Regions from separate parts of the Homo sapiens genome. Here region 2 is linked to region 1. A link is a loop called in an ENCODE intact Hi-C map of the cell type or tissue named here. Cell type or tissue: PC-9. All regions are shown on one strand. Links, peaks and the distances in the headings refer to the core of each region. The heading gives the core; the rest is flanking DNA.

The links. Peaks named below come from ENCODE experiments on the same cell type or tissue, not always from the same donor. Only the 100,000 strongest peaks of a DNase experiment are listed, where the experiment ranks them.
Region 2: a loop joins it to region 1, with 11 times the contacts of the local background. A loop is called at or near these places in 6 of 110 quality-filtered maps.

Annotation. Positions count from the first base shown.
Region 1 is chr15:58,268,446-58,272,412 of GRCh38, reverse strand. No RefSeq gene overlaps it. Among named protein-coding and RNA genes, the nearest start is that of AQP9, 130 kb to the right of the region's middle. RefSeq lists an enhancer at 2,089-2,383. In PC-9, for the core only: a CTCF peak has its summit at 2,293 (motif pointing left); a DNase peak (open chromatin) is centred at 2,262; H3K27ac peaks cover 975 bases.
Region 2 is chr15:58,519,513-58,523,479 of GRCh38, reverse strand. The region is part of intron 1 of LIPC (lipase C, hepatic type); the gene reads right to left. Among named protein-coding and RNA genes, the nearest start is that of LIPC-AS1, 23 kb to the right of the region's middle. RefSeq lists an enhancer at 996-2,195. In PC-9, for the core only: no CTCF peak of the experiment used is centred there; a DNase peak (open chromatin) is centred at 1,719; H3K4me3 peaks cover 719 bases; H3K27ac peaks cover 2,317 bases.

The DNA.
Region 1 (3,967 bases), core at 861-3,360:
TCTATAATTAGTCAATATCACTACTCTTCTTTTGACTACTATAAAAACTTTAGAGGAGTAACATTAACATTAAAGAATGTAGGAATGGCAAATATACAAGCAGCCACTACCCCTAGGACTGAGGCAGGTACACATCTGGAAAAGGGCCTTCTCCCAGGGTGAGAGTCACATTTTACTGAAGGTTGACGCCCCCTGCATGGTGGAGAAGTCTGCTTAGGCCCCACAGTCTGGGGCTGGTAGACAGGCAAACTCGCTGCTAGAATGCTGGCAACACTGCTAGCAGACCACCTATTAGACTGCCAGTGATGAACTTTCTTGAACCCACTCACTGTGTTGCTGTGGAAGTCACTGGGAAGCCACCTGCTGGGGTGCCCGTAGAACTTGCTGGAAGCTGTGCTAACTGCTAGGTAAGTGGCCCCTCACCTGCAAACCACCCACTGGCTGCCACAGGAGCCGGAAGAGTAAAGCAACAGAACCAGAAAGAGAAGCCCCTTCCTCCTGCTGGTCTTTCCAGGGCCCTGTACTGTCAAGGACTAACATTGCAACAGCTGGGGTCCAGCTCTACATCCCAAAGGAGGGCACAGAAGAATGGATTAAGAGCCAAGAGGAATACATTGATAATTGGCACAGATTTTCTTTTGCTCACCGTTGCTACTTGCACCCCATCCTTCCTGTGTTTATAGTTTGATTTCTGAAGTACATCCTTTAGCAATTATTTTAGCGCGGGTCACTGGATAAATTTTCTCAGCTTTGTCCATCCCAAATTGTCTTTATTTTACCCTCCTCCTTGAATAATAGTTTAGCTGGGTATTAAATTCTACACTGACTGGTCATTTTCCTAAGTACTACAAAAATATTATTTCATGTCTTCTGATCTTTGTGGCTCTTATTAAAATTTTTGCTCTTAGTTTAATTATTTGTAGGCAATCTGTCTCTTGTTGCTTTGAAGATTTTTTTTTTTTTTCTGGTCTGGAGTTTCCTATCAATGTTCCAGGTTTTTATCTTATTTGGGAGTCTGTGTTTCTTCCATCGGTGGAGTCATTTTCAGAAAATCTCTATCAATTCTGGAAAAATCTCTCCCATTAACTTTCCAAACATTGCCTTCCTAGTTCACTCTGTTTTGTCTTTCTGGAACTCCTATTATCTGCATTTCAATGCTTTTTATTCTTTTCTCTATGTATTTTATAGATATTTTTGTCTAACTTTCTGTGCTGAATTCTGTGCAGATTACTCAGTTCTTCTTGTCCACTATTTTCTCTACAGCTATGTTTAATCAGCTACTGAGCTCATTCTTTGAAGGCTTGTTTTTCATTTGTAAAAGTTTTATTTGGTTATTTTTCGAATCTGCCTGTTCTTGTCAAGTCTCTCCTTTTTCTACTAATTTACAAATTTTCTTTTAAGCGTATTTATAATCTTTTCTTTTGGATTGTTTTATTATCAGAAGTTACTTTAGTTCTAAGCCCATTCTAAATTCTTTATTCTAAGTACTTTAGTTCTAAGCCCATTTAGTTCTAAGCCTGGTTCTAAATTCATTATTGTATTTTACTGTATATTTGACAATACTTAAGGGTTGTTCCGTTGTGAGTTTTTAAATTTTGGATTGGATGTATATTCAGTATTTCGCTTTTTGGAGAATGCTATGCCACCTTGGTTGAGGAAGTAACCCTTCATAATGTTTTTGTGTTTACTCATGCTAGGTAATATAAATTTGTATCTTTAATAGCATAGGCCAGAGATTTTTGATGTCTCAGTGGTATCAGTCTGGGTCTAATCGGGAGACAGAAACCACACATAATAACTTAAATAAGTTAATTTACTATAAGGCATTATTAAGCTATGTTAACAGAGTAACTAAAATGATGTAAAGGGAATGCTACATTGAGACTCTAGGGCTGAGAGAGAATACCCAAGGAAGGGCACATTTGGATAGGATGGGGCCTTCTTGAGGCTGGGGTTCAAAACTCATTGGCAAAGATGTGGCTGCAGCTCACAGGAAGGAGAGGAGTTTACTGCGGCCCATCCGCAGTTGCTGGGCAAACAGGAAACACAAGGTGTAAAGTCTGGAGCATGGGAAGTCTGTGTCAGGAGGACCATGGAAAGGTGGTCACAGGACTGGCTGGAATGGTGAGGTCACCGAGGGACCGTGCAGAACACCACTGGATGTCCCCCTTCACCCACCCTGCTGACCAACCCTGCAGCAGGAGCAATAAAAAGCCAAACCCCTCACACAGAAACCAGGAAGAGAAGCCCTTTTCCTCCTGCAGTGTCCCTCCAGTGCCCTCTGCTGACAAGTATAGTATGATCCTTACTGTGAAGGAGAAAGGCTTACAGTGTTCAGACTGTGATCCCAGACCAGGTATTACAAGTTCAAAGCTGAGAGGCAATAAATTAATAAATGCCTCAATTTATCAATCCATCTGGATTGGTATATTTTCTTCTCCAGAATGTGAGCAAAGACACCCTTGATCTATTTGCCAGTAAATTGATTATTGTTAGTCCACCTTTCTCTGCAGGTGCCACCCTTTGAGAGTTCAGGTTTTAAGCAGCGGCCCTGTTCCCACTCCCTACCTCATGTGGACTCAAGGACTTCTTTCCTTTTCCCACGCGGGCATTAAAGCCGGCGCCCCTAGGAAACTGATGTCAATATCTTCTCATCCAATTTGGCAGCTGCTCATCACTTACTACTTTTCTTTTATGGTCTCTTTTCATTTTCATCACTTGGGAATTTCCCTTTCTTGGTTGTGAACGCAGCTGTGCATTAAAAACAAAGTGACACACATTATACCTAGCATTTCTAAGAGGTCTTAGAGGGAAGAGTTCAGTCTCCATTCCTCTGGCAGCTTAACAATACCTGTTCTTGTTCTCTCTTGCAAGTTTCTGGGCCAGATACCTTTTTTTTTCCTCTTTTTTTTTTTTTTTTTTTTTTTTTTTTCCAGAAAAGGTCTGGCTCTATCACCCAGGCTGGAGTGCAGTGGCACTATCTCAGCTCACTGCAACCTCTGCCTCCTGGGCTCAAGCAGTCCTCCCACCCCAGCCTCTTGAGTAGCTGGACTATAGGCATGCACCACCATGCCCAGATCATTTTTGTATTTTTTATGGAGACGGGGTTTTGCTATGTTGCCCAGGCTGTTATTGAACTTGTGAGTTCAAGCAATCACCTGCCTCAGCCTCCTAAAGTGCTGGAATTAGAGGAGTGAGCCGCCACGCCCAGCCTTGGGCCAGAAAACTTCTTGAGACATATGCTAGAAGATTTAAAATGTAAATAAAATAACCCTCACTGCGAGTTGCATTATTTTATTTTAGCATATCATCAGACCATGGCTGCTAGTTTAGGTGATTAATAGCTAGACTATCTCAAGCTTGGTGAAGTGGCTTGTACAGTGCTTGTCACCTGTAACTTTCATATGTGCATTTTTAAAACACTGCAGAGATGAATTTGTGGCAGCAAGAAGGGATTTTAATCTCCACCTGAGGGCTCTGCATACTTTGGTGGGTGTGTAACCAATTTCCATTTCATTAGTTATGTAAGATGTGACTTAACTCAATAACTGGATCCGACCCACATTTCTGATTTACTTCAGCAATGTATTAGCAAACATATAGGTTACGCTATGCATTGGCCTTACCCTTAGTTTAATTTTGGAGGTTGGTGTATTGTTTTACTGGGGAAACGTGTGCCCTAGAAATGTAAGGAGACTTTCCTCTGAGCTTCTGACACATTTTGCATACATCTAGACTATACTGCCTATCAATTGCAATGTAGTTTTTGTTTACTTGCTGACATTCCCTTCCAATTAGATCTTTGAGGATGAGATCTTTTTATCTGCCCCAGGGCCTCACACAGCTGCAGAAAGGAGATGATAATTAAATAATTTTTGAGTAAAGCACATTTTGCCTAGGATCATACAACTAGAAGTAACTCAGCATAACTTGTGTGTGCACCCACTATACTTCAGTACTTTAACTG
Region 2 (3,967 bases), core at 745-3,244, 250 kb before region 1:
AAAGGGTCCACTCACCTCGTCTGTCTTCTTGGCTTACGTGTCTGTCTAGCTAGATGCTGACCTTCTTGCCTTCAGTTGCACCTTCACCGACTTGGGTCCTAGTGGCCCTTGATTTCAGCTATTTAATAGGTCAGGGGGTCAGTTTCCTTCTGAGAGTAAAGGTGACCTGAGAGAGGAAAGGTGGCCCCCACAGAGAACTCCCCACATCAGCTGCTTCATCTCTGGCAGAACTGACTCGGCAGATGGCAAAGTGCTTGGAGCCACCGGAAGCCAAGGTGCAGAGAATTCTGTGGAAGGAAGCTGGCTTGCAGCTCAGAAGCTGGGCAGCGAGGGCTGCTGGAACATAGAGGTGCCCGCTCATTTGGCAGGGGTGCCCAGAGCGAGAGGAAGTGGGGCTCCTCAGTTAGGAAGCTTTGTCAGACATCCCCCTACTGCCCCAGGGCTTCACAGAGGCCCTGGAGAGACTGATGCTTCCCCAGCAGCCGGTCCATCTGGGCTGGTGCTCACGCAGCTCTGGGAGCTAGGATATTTTAGATGTGTCAAAAGTGACGAATGTTGGAAAGTGCCACGGGCATCTCTGGGAGCTCACAGTTCACACTGGCAGCTAAGATGTGCCGAGCTTTTTGGAAGAAACTGAACTCTGGAGGAAACTGAGAAGTCTTTTGCTGTCCCAGATGTGGGTGGCAATGGGATGGGCTCTGCAAGGGGACAGAGCCCCGACATCAATAAAGATGGGGCTGGGCCATAGCAATGCCTGAGGTCTTGGCAGAAAGAAGTGGCATTCTGAGAGGGCAGCAGGGGCAGGAAGGAGCAGGAACGTGTGGATTTAGAAGCAGGCACGCAGGGGCCTGAGGTTGGAGTCAGCAGAGCTTGCAGCTGGCAGCACCGGGGGCTGTGGAGTCGGGCCTGTTCAGTTCCGCTTGCCAGGATGGAACAGGGGCAGCAGCCAGAGCCAGCCTGAGGCTGGAGGTGAGCCCGGGGCCTTCGCCCACAGTGAGGCTGGAACAAGGCTCCAGTGTGTCTGGATTTGAAAACACCCCAGGGAATGTGTTACTAGAATTCAACATCTACCCCGAATATAATGCATCCTAAGACGAGGGTGCCTTGGTGTTCTGTTTGCAGCATGGCCTTGGTTTGCGTGTAGTGTCACTGGTTCTCTGCCTCTGCAGGGAGATGGCTTGTCCCATGCTACCCAGCCAGGGAGGTGGCTCGTCCCAAGCTGGGGGTGGAGGAAGCTGAGGCAGTGGCTGGGAGAGAAGGTGTAGGATCAGGCTTAGGCGAGTCACAGAGAAGGAGGAGAGTCAAAGAGAAGGGATCCTCACTATGGACCAGTGGGGTTCTGGGGTGGTGGGGGTACAGGACCAAGTTGGGCCAGCCCAGCCTGTCTTCTGCTGAATGATGAATGGGGCTGGGGTGTCAGGGATGGATGGAGAAGCTAGCACCAACTCTACCTGCCCCAGGTGCTTTCTGATGAAGACGCAAACTCTCTTCTGGTTATTGTTCTTCACAACCTCCCGTCTCCCTGCAAACTCACACAACCAGGAAGGAAAGAGAGAGAGAGAGAGAGAGAGAGATGACAGAGCGTTCCTAGTCATCTTTGTCATCCTCCCCATCATGATTATGATCATCGTCATCCATGCCTGGACTTCTTATATAACCTGCTTAACTTGTTGAGGGCTGAACTTGTCTTTCCACCTCCTACCTTCAACCAGCTTTTGCTAACTTCCTCATTCTGCTCACACATTCCTCTCTTCCAGGCACTGGCTCACCCCCCACTGAGTCATCTTCCACTCCCCCTTCCTCTTTCTTCCCCTCCTACTATCAGCAACTCACTGTAGCATGACCGCCTGCAACTGCTTCCTGGGAGGATCCGCTTCCAGTCCCCTCTGTTCACACGCTCTCCATCCTGCGACACGCGGCTCCAGCCATAGCTGCTCGCAGGTCCCGGATGCCTCTGTGCCTTTGCTTCTGCAATTCCTTCTGCTTGGAACCTCTCTCCTCTTCCTACACCTTAGCCCTCAACCTTGGAGGAATTAGAATGTATGGATAGTTCTCTTGACAGCTGGTCGGGGTGGGGCCCTTCTCTGTGCTCCCCAATCCCCTGTTCAGACCTTGAGGATGGGGCTGTTTATTTCCCATTTCATGACTAGGCTCTAAGCTGTACGTGTCTTATGCATCTGTGTGGTCCCAGCACAAGGCCTGCACAGAGGTGGGTTATCTGCTGAATTGATTTAACAGGATAATTCATTTTCTGCCCTTCCTAGGGAAAGATTTGTCACGGTGAGCCAATACCAGGGGGAAGGGGAGAACAGAGGCAGGGGCCTGCTCTGCTTTACTTCTCACACCCACAGTCCCCTTCCTATGGTCAGGAGCCACTGGCCAGCAACACAGCAACTCCTGCCTCTGTCCGCCCTCTAGGAATGAGCTGAAAGAAAGGCACCAACAGACAACAAGCAAGTTCCGGATATTCTTTGGAATCATGGGTGGTCCTTGTTTCGCCCTCATCTTAAAGCCCTCCAGACCCCAAACCAGTGTCCTTCTCCCTCCTCCCTTCCTTTTCTAGAATTCCTCATTTATTTTGAGCCTTATAACTCAGTCTTTAAAAATTGCCTTTGTGAAGGCTTTTCTGATCTCAAACTGTTTCCTGTGATATTAATAGGAGTTATGGGGAAAAAGGAGTTTTGTGGCCAAATAAATATGGGAAGTGTCGTATTAAGCGGCATTAATCAGGCTTCCTGCTGGCCCGAGAGAAGAAGCTACTGTGAATTTAATCTCTAGAAGGGGCAGATGGTATACAGCGGCTCTCAACCTCAATTACTTTGAAGCAAGCTGCCCCCGCCCTCCGTATTTCCTTTTTTGGCCAAGCGTTTCTGGGACTGATAGTCCATAGGATGCAACTGAGGAAATTCTGTCTGGGGCAGCTTTCCAGCGGGCTTGTATACTGTTGAGCTGTGCTCACACTCACCTCTGTGTGCTGGGGTTTCGAAGGCTAGTCCTCCCTGCTTTCATGGAGGCAAGGCTTTATGTGTAGGGGAGAGGGCTGAGCGCTTTAAGAGCAGGAAATGAGTTTCTAAATAGGCACATCGAATGGTTTAGACGTTGTGCTCTAGCATCCCAAGGCCAAGGATCTTGTGGAACTACTTTGGGGGCTGCTACAGGAGATGGCAGAGGACACAGAAGTTAAAAGGGTGGGTTCCTGACTGCCCGCCCACCTTGTTTCAACCCAAACAAAATTGCTTTTAGGTTTTAACATTTGCTGCTTGAGATTCTGTTTGTAGGAAGGTTTCCATGGCTGACACACATTCAAAGACCACAAATCTAGACCAATCACTTCAATTAACAGATTAAAAAAAAAACAAAAAAAAAACAGCCCAAAACCTGAGGTGCCGAAAAGCTAAAACAGATATCAATCAATCACATCACTAGATGCTGGATGTAGAGTCCAAGTTTCTGGACCTACCATCTAATGCTCTTTCTACGCACCCTTGCATTTGTTTATTTCCTTCTGACTCGGCCAGTTTCAAAAGAGAAGAATAAAAGATAGCAAGGAGCAAATAGCAGCGAAGATAACGGGATAAATCCACCAAGAAATAGCGGGGGAAAGGTAAAGAGAAATCCCACCTGCCCCCCATCTGATCTGTTTCACTGCAGTTCTTCTTATGCTCCACCTTAAAATGTAAAGAAACGGATGCTAAGAGCAAGGGCTGCTGATGCCAAGAATAACTCCGGAGGAGACACAATACACCACCCCAGTCTCCAGTGAAATGAACTGTTTAATCAAAACTGCGCTATTCTGTAAATATTCAGTCTATTGATGAAGAGCTCTGCAAACAGGGGCAGCTCCTAAGCAAGGCAGAGAGAACCTGGAAGGAACTGAAGAAGACAGAGAAAAATGGCAGATGTGCCTGTCTTGATGGTTGGGGTGGGAGGACTTACATATACACTCTGTGTTCAATGCATGGGAGGT